Linked DNA regions of Mus musculus: region 1 is linked to region 2. A link is a contact called in ENCODE Hi-C or POLR2A ChIA-PET data. All regions are on one chromosome and are shown on one strand. Each heading gives the region's core, a stretch centred on a gene start or an enhancer-like site at or near the end of the contact. The rest is flanking DNA. Distances are from core to core; before and after follow the strand shown. Region 1 overlaps Vav2 (vav 2 oncogene). Region 2 overlaps Notch1 (notch 1).

Region 1 (6,289 bases), core at 500-2,999, 920 kb before region 2:
CAGTTTCACAAGGACAGACTCAGCTACAAACGGTGACCTGTGGTCTGTGTGTGTTTGCTATGCTTTATAGAGTTTGTATAAGGAAGGATTAAAAGAATTTTTATGGGGCCTGCGCCAGCCCTGGAGCCAACTCAAACCTGAAGCCATAAATGCCCCTCCTAGCTGCTTTTCTGTGCTTTTGGTTTGGGGCGGGCACAGTTGTTTGGTCCCCTTTTCTTCTGATATTTCTTTAGCCTTGGCGTTTCCAGGATCACAGAGCTTGCTCCGTCCGAGTCCCCTCAGCCCTTTGCCGTCTGTGCAGGGTGGGTCCGGTTGCTTGTTTATCTTCTTTCATTAGATGACCTTTCAAAGTGTTGCTGCATTTGGGGTCATGTATTAATTACATCAAGCCCTTCGGTGGCTGCATCTGGAGGGTTCTGAGGTAGGAGTTGGGCGTGGTCTTCCAGGACCAGAACCCTGTACTCCCTGGGCATCACAGATGTCGTTTCTATCTCTGTGCCTCTCCTGCCCTCCCTTCATAGGTCATCTCCCTTTTAAAAGCAGTGAGGCTTTTCTGATTGTCACTGTTGTCATACACACTGGAGCGCACAGCCAGGCACATGCAGGTGGCGTGGGCCTGTGCTGAGTGTGACATAGGGCTTCCTTTGTTGGCTAAGGAGAAGAGATGCATGGTGTTGGGCCACCGCTGGAACGCTACTGCTTCAAGAATTTTTGACTTAGGGGCCCCCCTTTCTAATCCCAGAGCCTTATTCCTGCAGGCACCTGCACCCCAGAGGTCTGAGGCTCACGTCGCTGCCTTGTTTTCTGGCCTCAGTGAGATGCAGAGGTTTGTGGTCATGTAAGAGCACAGGCCCCTATCTCTTAACTGTGTAAGATGGTGATCAGCCCAAGACCATTGCGTCACGTCTTCTGGTGTAAGGGCAGCTGGACATGTGTTGTCTACCACATGACATGTGTCCCCCAGCCCCACCCTGTTGTGGTGGGTGGAAGGTTCTGGTCCCTTATGTTCATTCAACCCTGTTCTGAGACCCACCTTCCTTCTTTTCCCACGTCCCTCACTCCCCTCCACTCCCTTCTCCCTATCAGTGCCCCTTCCTGGTCCTTACTTTGTTTATTTAGCAGCAGGGACAGGAGGGGCACAGTTGCTTGGATCTGGCCTCTTTGCACCTATAGGTGGTGGATACATGGCTCTCCACGATGGCCCAGGGTGCCTGTCTCCACCCTGAAGTGACTTGCCATTGCTTGTTTTCACCCCAGAGCACACACACAGGAAGACAGTTTGGGCAGGGCAGCCGTGGAGACTGGTAAGTTGCTGTTCCTCTCCAAGCTCAGTTTATTCGTTGCCTCCATGGCAGGGTGGTTCACCCACTCTCACCTTTCACACTCTTTAATTAGTTTTGCTCTCTGTTTATTTGAGACCGTCTCATAGCCCAGCCTGCTCGTTAGCTCGCTATATTGCTGAGGGTGACCTTGAACTCCTGATCCTCCTGCCTCTACTTCCCAAGTACTGGGATTACTTGCATATGCCACAGTGCCTGGCCCTTCTTGCTTTTCTCAGGCTTTCCTTCTCCCACTGGGTCTGCACCTCTGCTGAGGTGGTGAGGTGGTGGAGCTGCCTGAGATTCCTTAAGATTTCCGCCCTCAGTCTCCAGAAGGCAGCGTCCCCTTAACACTGGTCTCTTCTATCTGTCTTCAGCTTGGCACCTGCTACCCGATGCTCCTCCCCGAGCTGTCAGGGACAGAGATAGGTGCCCACTTCCCAGCCTGAGGAGCCAGGGCCAGACTCCGCATATGTGATGGAGGAGGGTATCCCGGTGGCTGCAGCTCTGTGACCCTGTGCTTCAGGCTTGTGTAAAGGGATCTTTTTTTTTGTTGTTGTTCCCACGTGCTTCCTAGGCAGATAGGAGGAAGATGAGGATGTCGGGTGAACTTGCTTGCCTTTCCCCTCAGCTGCTGTATGGTGTGTGTAATTACTCTTGTGGCGAGCCGCCCTGCCCTGCCAGTGACTCTTCAGCTCTGTGCTTCGTGCTCTGGTTGACAAGTCCCCTCTTCAGCTGCTCTTAGAGGTGGGGCACGTTCCTGTAGGAGTGAGGCAGCGCCTCTCTAGCTGCAGCCGTCTGGGGCAGACTCTAGCAGTGGCTGCTTTTAATAATGACGTGGCTCTTTGGGTGGATCTCGGTTTTTTCCAAGATTAGTTGATGATGTAATATTCTTGTATCCCACCCTGGAGCCCAGACCTGTCCTGGCATTTTTGGGAACATGAGCGTTTGAGATGCGGTGCAGAGTCGGGTGGCAGGGCTGGCAGGCTTCAGGACTGTTTGTTTAGCAGGTGCTAAGAATGACTTGTAAGGAGAGGGTGGGGAGTGGTAAACCCTGGCTGTGTGTATGCACAGCCTTGCCTATGTGTACACACACACACACATCTCACTCACATGTGCACTAAGGCTTGGCTGCTCTGTGCAGTGGGCTTCCTAGGAGTGAGGGTGTGTGGGCGCTGGCTGGGTGGGACTGAGTCACTGAGGACTGTGCGTCCTGCCGGCCAGTGTGATCTGGGTCTCAAGGCTGGGAAGAGTCATTCATGGCCCCTGGTTGTTTTGGTGGTGTGTCTGCTCAGGGCCCCATGAACCTCATTTTGCTCGATAAACTGTCTACCCTATTGATGCTAGTGAATGAGAAGCTGGTCTTTCTGTTGGGAGAGGCCAGCCACTGCCTTTGTTGAAAGTTAGGTACCCAGGCGGCACACAGACATGAATGGGCCTCTCAGTGAATGGGTTCTGAGAATGGTGGGGGTGGGGAAGGTGGGGGGTGGACCATGACAGTGGCTCTCTCTCTCTCTTTTCTTTTTCTCTCTCTCTTCCCTCCCTTCCTCTCTTTCTCCTTTTCTTTGCTTCTTTCTCTCTCTCTCTTTCTTCCTTCCTTCCTTCCTTCCTTCCTTCCTTCCTTCCTTTCTTTCTTAAGATCTGAAGGTTTTTATTTTGTTTTATACTCTATTACTACTGATTGGTAAGTTTTACTAGTTCCAAACACCATGAGCATTATGTGGACCAAATGATAACATTCTGATTATTTGATTTTGACAAAGCCTGATATAGAGGCAAATGGAAAAATTCACCACCTTTAAGGCTCATGAGGCTACAGCGAAGCCATGGGCAAAAAGTCTGCTAAGAGAACCCACAACAAAAAGACTGCTATAGAGTTTATGTTGTAACATTTTTGGCTTACATATGAAGATATATAATATATTTTACAATTTTTAAAGCTCATCAGAATCTGGATATCTTTATACAATAGTTTCATATAATTCTTCCTTTTTGAGGAAGTTGCCACTTTTTAAGAGCTAGAAAAAAAGAAGGAGACCCCTACCCACGCGATAGGCTCCTATTTTACACATCAGCTTCTGGGACTTAAATCAGAAATGTCTAACTTACCCAAACAACGGAGGAAGTCAGCAGTTTATGTCACTATCTACCAAAGAATAAAGAATAAGTGTCATTTGGCCGTAAGTTCTCCGTGAGCTAGAATGAACAGGCCCTTTACAACCCATTACATTCTAAAACAACACTTTCTTTAATCATTTGTAAAACTGTGTAAGAATACATCAGCCGTTTCTTAATCCATCTCCATGGTTCATCCTTTCCCTTTCTCTCCCTCCTGGTACTTAGTTCTGTATGGCTCCTGGTTCCCATGAATGAGCTGTGTTCATCCCAGGATGCAGGAGAAGTGGTCACCCTGGGCCGGCACCAGCCCCCAGTCACAGCTAGCTTACCCTGGCAGAGAGGCTCTGGCCCTCAGTCTGCCTACAGCTTAGCCTTCTGGTTCTTGGATTGTAGGTTGGCCCCTGGGTTTCTTCCTTACTATGGCAGCTGGGTAGACCAGCCAGCCAGAGTAGTGCTTCATGATGGAGAGAGAGAGCACAGCCCAGGGGCTAGCCTCTGTAGTGTCTTTGGACCAGGGAGATGCCTGCCGGGCTGCCTGCAATCCCCGGGCAGTTCTGGGGATTGCCAAGATGGGTCTAATTAGTCACTGAATGGTCCTGAGGTGGAGCCAGCACAGGTTGTTTTCTTCTCTGCCTCGCAGAGGCTCATTGGAGTACAGTTAGGTTTGCAAGGCTTTGGGACTTGAGGCTGAGCCCCAGAACCCGAGTTCACCATCAGAGGAATGTAGGGCCAAAACCTGGCTTCATACACACCCTGAAGGCTTGGTGCGTGGTGTGCTCTGGGAGGCTTTTCTGCCTCCCAAGATGAGGGATTCGTATCCTTTGTTGCCATCCATAATTCATGTGTTGGCACTCGCTTGCTCTCTCTCCTCTCTTTCTCCTCTTTCTCTCTCAACTCATGTGCATAATAAAACTTTTTTTTTCCCCTTTAAAAAAAAAGGAAGATAGAATGTCTACACACCACTCCCTCCCTCCGCTTCATGCAAATAAACCCTGGGAGAAATTGGCCTGTCATCTCCTTGGGTGTATTTTGTGGTAATTTAGCTGCTTAAACGAAACATCTGTTAGCCAGTAAGGCCCAGGGAGAGCAGGGCTCTAGATTACAGAGAAGAGCAGAGAAGTCATTCATTGTGTTTACTGTTCCTGGGGAGTGGCTTACAGGCAGTGGGGTGGGGGCGGAGCTGACACCCAGAGGTCACGGTGCAGGGGTGGGGGTGGGGAAAGCTAGAACATTGCACTCACTCGGCCCCTTGGGTCCCTGAGGACAAGGGCCCACTTCCTCTCTGCGCCTGGGTCAGAACTGGTGTTGGGCTGTGGTTGGGACTCTGGGAAGAAGCTGCTCCTGTCGGGCAGCTTCATGTGGGCCTAAGAGACCCTTACGCTCAGGCAGAATTTCCTCTTGAGGGGCTGAGTGTAGCTTGGTGTTCTGAGGTATGAGGACCTTGCGCTTAGACTTGGCCCCACTGTGGACCTGGCGGCCCTGTGTGCTTCCTACCCTAGGCCTCAGCTGGTAGGTTATAGGAAGGGGGCTCCAATGGGACTAGGTAAGCTCCCCCTCCCATCCCCCCAGTCTCCCTGTGTGGACCACAGTCCCTGGCTTTATGCGCTTGGTTATTTCCCATCTCCAGCTTTGGGAACTGCCTCACTATATAATGGTTGTGTGTGTGTGTGTGTGTGTGTGTGTGTGTGAGAGAGAGAGAGAGAGAGACAGACAGACAGACAGACAGACAGTGATTTTCACAAGTACCTTGCTGTGTGGTACAATGGGGGGAGTGGTGCACATCTCTGTTGGGCACAGGTGGACCCTTGATGCCAGTTTGAGGTGGGTGAGAGCTCATCTTGCCGTCGAGGGTTCTGGGGCAGAATAAGGAAACGCTGGCATGACCTCGCAAGTGAATAGTTGGGAGGAGGCCCAGCACTCTAGGAGCTGGGGTTGCTGAGTCCGGGCTGCAGACCACCCTGTGTTTAGGGGAGATGACAGGAATTTCAAGCCACTGCCTTGAAGGATTCATGGCAGTGAGTGGGTGGTCATGTGGGTGGTTTCATCCTTGGGAGGGTCATGAGAAGAGATGGAAAGAATGTGTTATGTTCAGATTTGGTTCTAGAAAGTTCTTTTGGGGGTTGGCCGTTACGGTACGAGACAGCTGTGGGTGTGTGATAGGTAGACAGTGGGCATAAGCAGGGGAGGCGAGGAACAAGCTCTGAGGGAGTTTGTAAGGCCTGGCGGGCTTGGAGCAACTAGACTTGGATGAGAAAGAGGGTGTGGGGGCCTGGTGTGGGGCCTGGGTAGTGCTAGGAATGCTAGGCTGGGTTTTGTCCTTGGATGCTGGTTGAGGGGACAGGGAAGGTCCAAGGTCTCCCAGGGTCTGTTTGTATGTGTGTGTGTGTTTGTGTGTTTCTGTATGCAGAGGCCAAAGATCAGTAGTGAGTGTCTTCCCTCAACCTTGTTTCAGTTAACCCATGGAGCCACAGAGAGAGGGATTTATTTTGTTTTCTTGATACAGGTTTTCTTGGGCTGGTGAGTGAGTTCCAGGACAGCCAGGGATACACAGAGATACCCTGTCTCGAAAAAACAAAAAAAGAAAAAAAAAGAGACCCAGTTTCAAAAACAAACATATACACACACACACACACACACACACCACACCACACACACTTTTTTTTTTTTTTTTGGAGACAGGGTTTCTCGTTTCTCTGTGTAGCTCTGGCTGTCCTGGAACTCACTCTGTAGACCAGGCTGGCCTCGAACTCAGAAATCTGCCTGCCTCTGCCTCCCGAGTGCTGGGATCAAAGGCGTGCGCCACCACGCAGGGTTTGAGACTGGGTCTTACTGTGTAGTCCTAGCTGGCTCGG
Region 2 (6,979 bases), core at 2,306-4,805:
AGGCTGGGCTACATGCCAACATGTCAGAGTTTTACCTGGGTTCCTTCCAGAGGTTTGAACTCAGGTCCTTGTACTTACACAGCAGCTACTTTGCCTATTGAGTCAATATTTTGTGTGTGTTTGTGTAGGTGTGTTCATGTCTGTATACTTGTATACTGGGGTGTGTGTGGAGGCCAAAGGTCAACACTGGGTGTCTTCTTTTGCACCCCATCTTATATTTTATAACAGGGTGGCTCACAGAACCTGGCACTCACTGCTTCAGCTAGAGTGGCTGGCTAGCGAGTTCCAAGGGTCCTCCTATGTCCACCTCCGGCACTACGATGACAAATGTGTGTGCTGCCATTCCTGGCTCACGTGGGTGCTGAGGACTGACTCTAGGTCCTCTAGCTTGCTCAGCAGTCATTTTACCAGCGGAGCCAGTGTGCCAGTGTCCTTACTTTAAAAGTAGATTTGCAGATGGAGTTCTTGGTGCACAGCATCCCCTACTGTAGACCAGATCCCAGAGAGACCCGGGGAGGAAGCAGCTCACACTGGGATCTGACTTGCTCTCTCCAGGCTCCCAGGGCTATTGCTCTGCATGGGGAGGAATGTGGGTGGTAAAGGCTGGAAAGATTGCTCAGGTCTGAGTGGCAGCAGCTCCGCCTCCCACCATTTCCTCTCTGTTTCAGTTCTGAGTGAGCGGAAACAGCACAGTTACTGGAAATGAGAGGTTGGGGGGTTGGGGGGAATGGGGCTTCCAGTGTATGTGCCTGGTGGCTGGCGTAGGGGCAGATGCTGCCTTTGTGCCTGGCCCTCTGGTTCTTCTCGGCTCTGCTTGCTCATGGCTTCTAGAGGTTGATCCTTCGAGGTGGGGCTTTCCTTCCTTCCTTCCTCCTCTGAGGGTCAGACGAGGATGACCTCAGCTCTGTCTCAGGGCCCGATAGTGGAAACCAGGTGGGGCACTGATTTGTGGAACAGTGTTGTGACAGGTCAGGCCGTGACTGCATCCTAACTTCATGGCTCAGAGTCTGGCCTACTGGTCTGGTGAGATGGACTGGAACAGGTGTGGGGGCAGGTGGGTAGCCCCAGGTTTCTAAGAAGCCACAGTGAAGGCAGGATCCCCCTTCCTCACAGTATACTCATGCCTGGCCTCTGAGCCAGGCTTGTTTCCCCTCTAACCCCCTGTTCCAGTAGGCTGTGCCTAGTCAAAGCTCAGATAAAGGATACTTCCTTCCTCCAGAGCTGGGGCTGCAACTAGTCTCACACTTCCTCTTCCTACGACAGGACCCATATCCTTGGGGTGAATGGAGGATCCCATGGGGCCACTGTAGCTAAAGGTGCTGGCTGGCCTTACTGCTGGTATATGGGCTTCATTTGTCTTTGGGGGGGGGGGTCTCACTTTGAGAGCCATGTGTGTTACCATGAGGCTGCAGAAGGTGCCCGACTGACTTGGGCAGCTCAGACCTGATGGGGCGTGTCCTTTTCATTGTGCTCAGTCTCAGCTAAGGACTGGAGAGGGCACCAGGATGCCAGTGAAGTGATACTTGAAAAGAGGCCAAGCGTGGGACATCAGTGTCCACGGGGCAGAGGGGCCAGGACCTGCAAGCTTTGAGCTTGTCCTAGACCCACTGGCCTGGGACACCCTGGGTCCTATACAGCTCCCTCCCCAGAGTACCTCCTCTTCCCTGGACCCCTTCTAGAGCAGGGTACATTCAACTGGCTCTCCTTCTCATTTTTCCTGTGTCCTAAGGCAGAACAGAAGATTCTCATGGATGGCCAGTACACTGTGAGACAATTTGTGACCATTATTGGGATGGGGCCTTCCTATCTGCTGCAGTATGGGGACCTCCCAAGCAGGGGACTTCTTCCTTGTTGGAAGACATTTGGTTGAAGTGGGGGCTGCTGAGTTTTGAGGAGTGGGGTGACCTCTGGGGTCCCCCACCAAAGCTGCAGTCTGCACTTCAGCAAGTCATTCAAAGAATTCACTGAAAGCGGGTTTCCTAGGGGGCCCTGGAAGAATGCAGCCAAGATCTGTGTCACTTTGTCTGCCCAGCAGCCAGTGTGGCTCTGCCCCAGTGGGTAGCTGGACATAGGCTTCATCAGCACATCTTCAGTGCCACCAACTGGAAACGATAGCCACTGGGGTGGTGGCAGGTGACCAGCCGCTAGGAGGGTCTTGAGGGGTTTGGTGAAGCTGAGAGTTTTGAGGTTTCCCTTGCAGTCAGTGGCAGGGGCTTCCCAATTCTGGGTCCCTCACTAAGAACCCTGCCCCCTTCCTAGGAGTTTTGTTTCAGCCAAACTCCCCTATTGTGTGTGCCTTTGCCCTCCCGCGTCCCCTCCCCCCCCAACCCCGAGATCAGATAACCAAAGAGATGAGGCAGTTTGGGATACAGGAAACTTCTCACATTCCCAGGGAGCCTCTGCTACTCTGTCTTGCCTGTGACTGTTCTCTGAACCAAGGCTGTTCCACTGTGGGTGTCAGGAATTAAGCACTACAGAATCTGGAATGTATATGCAGAGCCTGCTAAGCCTCTGTCTTCCCATCTGTAAAATGGGCCTAGCCCACCTCCAGGACTGTAGTAAGAGTCTAGTGAGGTGAAGCTTCTGGCATCCAAGGGCCCAGTTTAGCCAGGTAGGAGCATGTCTTCTCTTTTGAACTTTGATGGGCGGGGGTGGGGGGGTGGGGTGGGGGGGAGCAGGGGGGACAGAGTCGTCTCTGGATAGCTCCCTCTCACCATCTTCACATTTATTTGGGGGAAGCAGCGATGGACAGGTGCTTTGTTGTAGATCTCAGTTTGGGGCCTCTGGCTTCATCTCTCTCTGGACAAAGCTTTTCCCTCTGCTTAGTGGGAGCAGCTTCAGGGCCAGGGCTAAGTTCCAGAGTGGCCTGCCGTTGTCCACTGTGGCTATTTCTAGCCTTCCTTGGTACTGCTGCACACACAGAGGTTTGTCCGCATGAGTCCCAGGGACCACTCAGAGTGGCTGGCAGGCATTGTGGAGTGGAATGTGGGAAGACACATTCCCAGCCTTGTTTGCAGCTTGGGACTGTCTGTGTTTTGGGATGATCAAGCAGGAAACTGTCCCTAGTGGAGGCAGGAGCTTAAGCAGGTGTTTTTCACACCCTAGCAGTGACCCCTGCTTCCTGGTGACCCTAGTTTGCTGGATGGTGCTTTCACCAATGGTGGAAGGGGCACACTGGGTGGAGTCTCCCACCCCTGCTCCCGTGGGTCACCACTTCCCACAGACCAACTTCAGGAAATTGTTTAATGCCACCCCCACCCCCAGGAGCCTTTTTGCCCCCCTCAGAGGGGCCTTCACCGGCAGCAGCCTGGAGGGGAGTATTGTTTTCCCTATAGTGGGAAAAGGTGGCTTCCCTAGAGGGCAGGTTCCAACTTCAACTGTCTCCCACACAAAGGGCTTCCCTGAGCCAGGCCAGGAAGCCTGCGCTTTTCCTGAGCTTCCTTTTTCAGCGTATTTTAAACCACCCAAGGATGCAACTGTGGGGAAAGATTTGAAGACAAAAGAGCTGAGTGTGCTGGGAGTGGTTCTTTGAGCTGGAAAGCTGGACACTGGCTTCAATCCTGGCCAGCCCTGCAGCCACCTGTCCACATGCTACACCTGCCCTAGTGTGACCCATGTTCCTCCTCTGACCACTGCTTTCCCAGTCTGACCAGCAGTTGATGTTTGGTCCAGGGGTGTCTACTTTCCACAGTGCTGGCTGTCTTCTCAGCTTCCTGCCGCTGTGGGAGCCAGGGTCCCTAAGGCTGGGAGGAGAATACAGTTCGGTTATTCCTGCCTGCCTTCCCTGCTGGCGCAGGTGAGGCACTGATGCTGGCTGTAAGCAGCAGTGTTGCTGTGCCCTCTAGGAACGATGCTGGCAGATACCCACGTGCTTGTGCACATCTATCCACAGTGAGGCAGGAAACTGGGTTGAAGAGGGCTATTCTCACCCAATGTTCTAAATGACCTTCAGGCAAGTGTTTGGATCCAGGCAGGTTTAGTAGGAGAGCGAGGCACTTGATGCTCTTTGCCTTGAGTTGTGTGGGGAAGAGCAGGGATGGAACTGTAGTCTGTAGGGGTCCCCTGTCTCTTGGGCTTGAATCAACTGTTCTGAACCAGGGAGGATACCAGGGAGTCACTCAGCCTGCTGTAAGCACCTTCCTTCATCGAGGCACCAGAATTTAGGGGGCTTGGGCTAGTCTCTGCTCAGGTTCCAGGGCCAAGGTCCCAGAACCTCTCTCCTGCCCCCCTCCCCAAGCCTTTGCCCTGGATGGGGCTGGGTTTGTTGACCCTGTGAAAATCCTACAAGGTGGGCTTTGAGTGAGAGGTAGCCCTGGTTTTGGACCCATTGTGTGAAGGTTGGGTGGCAGGCAGCAAGCTTTACTGTATTTTTACTGAAAAGAACAAAATCAGGCTGGGGTAGGGATCTGCATGGAACCATCCCTTGGGTACAAGAGAATGGTCACCACTTGTTGAGTGGGAGCTTGCAGAACAAGGGCTTCAGCTATACTTGGGTGGCTGCAGACACAGGTAGAGCAGACTAAAGAAGGCAAGGGGCTCCCTCCACCACCATCACTCTCAGTGGTGCTGGGGACCTGAGGTATGCAGTCATGCACTGAGCCACCCTCTGCCTCTGGGCCCTAGGAGCTCAGATGCCTCAGTGCAGGCCCCTGGTCCCAGAGAAGAATAAGCAAGAGCCTTGATGCTCAGATAGGGGCCTGTGGTGCCTCCAGTCCTCAGATGGGGGCTTTAACCTGTGCAATGAGTCCATTTCTTGAGGGAGGGACTGTACTTTTGTGACTCAAACCTAGCCATGCTCAGAGTGAGAGTCCCTCAGCACCTTGCATCTGCTGGTGCCTGCTGCAAGGGCCTCTCTTCAACATCCCCCCTCGAGACAGACAGGCAGGCAGACAGACAGGCACACTCACAGAGAGAGAGAGAGAGAGATCTTTCTTGCAAAACTGAGGTGCCAAACTGAGAGTTCCATCTCACCATGTAGCAGTTAAAGCAGTGGAGCTGGGAGGGTCCTACAAGACGTGTCCCTTCTGAAAGTGCTTTCTCTCACAAGGTCTTCTGGCCCCTGGGTTCTGGGAAGCCAATGAAGGGGCTCCAGTGTTGACAACCCACCCTACCCCCTCCTCACCCCAGCTATCTCAAGTTTAGTAAACCTACTCCTTTCCCCAGCCCTACTTGGCCATAAACCCACCAAGGGCAGGAGCTAAAGAACTCCCACTACAGTCCCTCTGCCCCCTCCTCATTTTGGGGTGGAAGGAGCTGTCATCTGTCCCCTGGAGGTGGCAGATGGCCATGTAGTTTAGAAAGGAAAACAGCACTTTAGAATTAGTCCCGGGTGAGAGGCCACAGCAACATCTGCCTCTGGATGCTTTGGGGAGTCACATTTCCATGGAGTGGCGCTGCCAGGGAGGTGGGAGTCAGCACAGTGGAAATGCTGAAGCCGCCAACAAAGCCCAGGCAGCAGTTGTGGGATGTCAGGCACAGGGGCCATTTGTACTCCTCTGAGTCTGCAGAAGCCACCCCTTCCTGGGGCCCCAGCCTGCCTGATACTTACCTGCAGCCAGCCACAGTGGGACAGGTCACACCCCAGGCAATGGAGTATGTGGTACAGAAGAGGCAAAGTGGAGAAGCAGGTGGCCTAAGGAGCCCTAAGAAGGAAGTAAGGGGAGGGCACACCTGCCGTGGCCGGGTTCCCACTGTGGAGGACGCCCGAGGAGAGCATTGCAGGTGGTTCTCATCTCGTTGATGGCTCGGGCTCTCATCCTAAGCAAGTCCCACCTTCCCATTCTGGGAAGGTTTTTCCCTACCTAGACAAGAGGTGACTCGGGAAGCAGAGGACATCCTGGGTCACTCGGGGAGGCTCTGGTTGGTGTTCGGGGACTGCCCAGTGAGTGGGGCTTCCCATGTAGGGCTTCCATGCCTCTATGTTGCTCACATCCACTGACACTGGGGGATTGTGGCCATGGCTGTAGCCCAGCTGTGGCCTAAATGTCCCTTCTTAGGGACATTTGAATGCTGTGTGGAGAGCACATGGCCAGGTGTTACAGAGGTCAGACAGGTAGGCGGTAGTCAGAGGAGAAGGGCTTTTGAGCTGTTGTCTGTCTGCCAGCCCCCTGTCCTAGACCTAGACCCTGCCACTTGGCTCCAGGCATCTGAGGGATGATCCCATCCAAGTGGCCCTGCTGGTCCTCCAGCTATGGAATGCTGGTGGTGGATGGTGGCCTCAGCCATGGTGGTGGACCCAACTAAGCAACATGCCTGCGCTATGGTGTCCCCAAGCCCAGGGTGGCAGTGGGGTGGACAATGGGCCTTCTCAGCCACCACATTCCCCCACGGAGGAGCGTCCCTGGCCACCAGCTTCCCAGCTCCTGCCCCACCCGCTGGTGTTGGCGTCTGGCCGCGCCCAGCAGGGGCAGCTGTCCCCTCCACAGATGCACCTGCTCCCTGCTGCCCTTTGTCCACGCTGCCGGCGCCTGATTTATTGGCCATATTTTCCCCCTTGCTGGTCCAGCGGAACACAGCAGTGTTGGCAAGTGTGCATCCCATCCAGGCGGGTTCCCCAGTCTCTCGCTGTGCTTCTTATTCAGGGTGCTGTAGGGAACACAGCCCATGGCCGGAGGGAAGAGGAATGTGAGCAAGCTTGGAGCCTTTGGTTACATTCAGTGTCTTTATCCTCAGAGACCTAGCGGGGGTTGCTTAAGGACTGGAGACCTAGCATCAGGCTTGCCCCATTTTTCCCTCCCAGGGAAATCTTCCCGCCTCTTGGAGCCTCAGTCTCACTGGCCTAGAGCTCCCCCACCCCCTTAGCCCGCAGGAATGGGTGGACGCAGCAGCTCCATTGGCTTTGAAGATGAAGCTCCCTCTGTCCCTTAACACTCCCTCCCCCGTGACTTCACCAATGGCTGGGAAAGAAAAAAAAAAACCTTTTCTCCAAGTGGGCTGAGGCCAACCCTGCTTGACAAAGAGGCATTGATCCAGAGAGGAG

What was found. Hi-C counts contacts between places; a loop is a spot of excess contacts on that map. ChIA-PET counts read pairs that join two places held with the same protein, here RNA polymerase II (POLR2A).
Region 1: a map of regulatory T cell shows a loop between it and region 2 (6-fold over the local background). The contact joins two enhancer-like sites. A Hi-C loop is called at or near these places in 1 of 37 maps with a recorded cell type or tissue (regulatory T cell). POLR2A ChIA-PET finds 5 or more read pairs at or near these places in 1 of 5 experiments (Patski).

Annotation. Positions count from the first base shown.
Region 1 is chr2:27,410,224-27,416,512 of GRCm38, reverse strand. The region is part of intron 1 of Vav2 (vav 2 oncogene); the gene reads left to right. Among named protein-coding and RNA genes, the nearest start is that of Vav2, 14 kb to the left of the region's middle. RefSeq lists an enhancer at 4,373-4,672. Within about 2 kb of position 1,749, at least 2 of the 3 ENCODE cell types and tissues checked have a DNase peak (open chromatin) inside an H3K27ac peak, as active enhancers do.
Region 2 is chr2:26,487,332-26,494,310 of GRCm38, reverse strand. The region is part of intron 2 of Notch1 (notch 1); the gene reads left to right. Among named protein-coding and RNA genes, the nearest start is that of Notch1, 13 kb to the left of the region's middle. Within about 2 kb of position 3,555, at least 1 of the 3 ENCODE cell types and tissues checked has a DNase peak (open chromatin) inside an H3K27ac peak, as active enhancers do.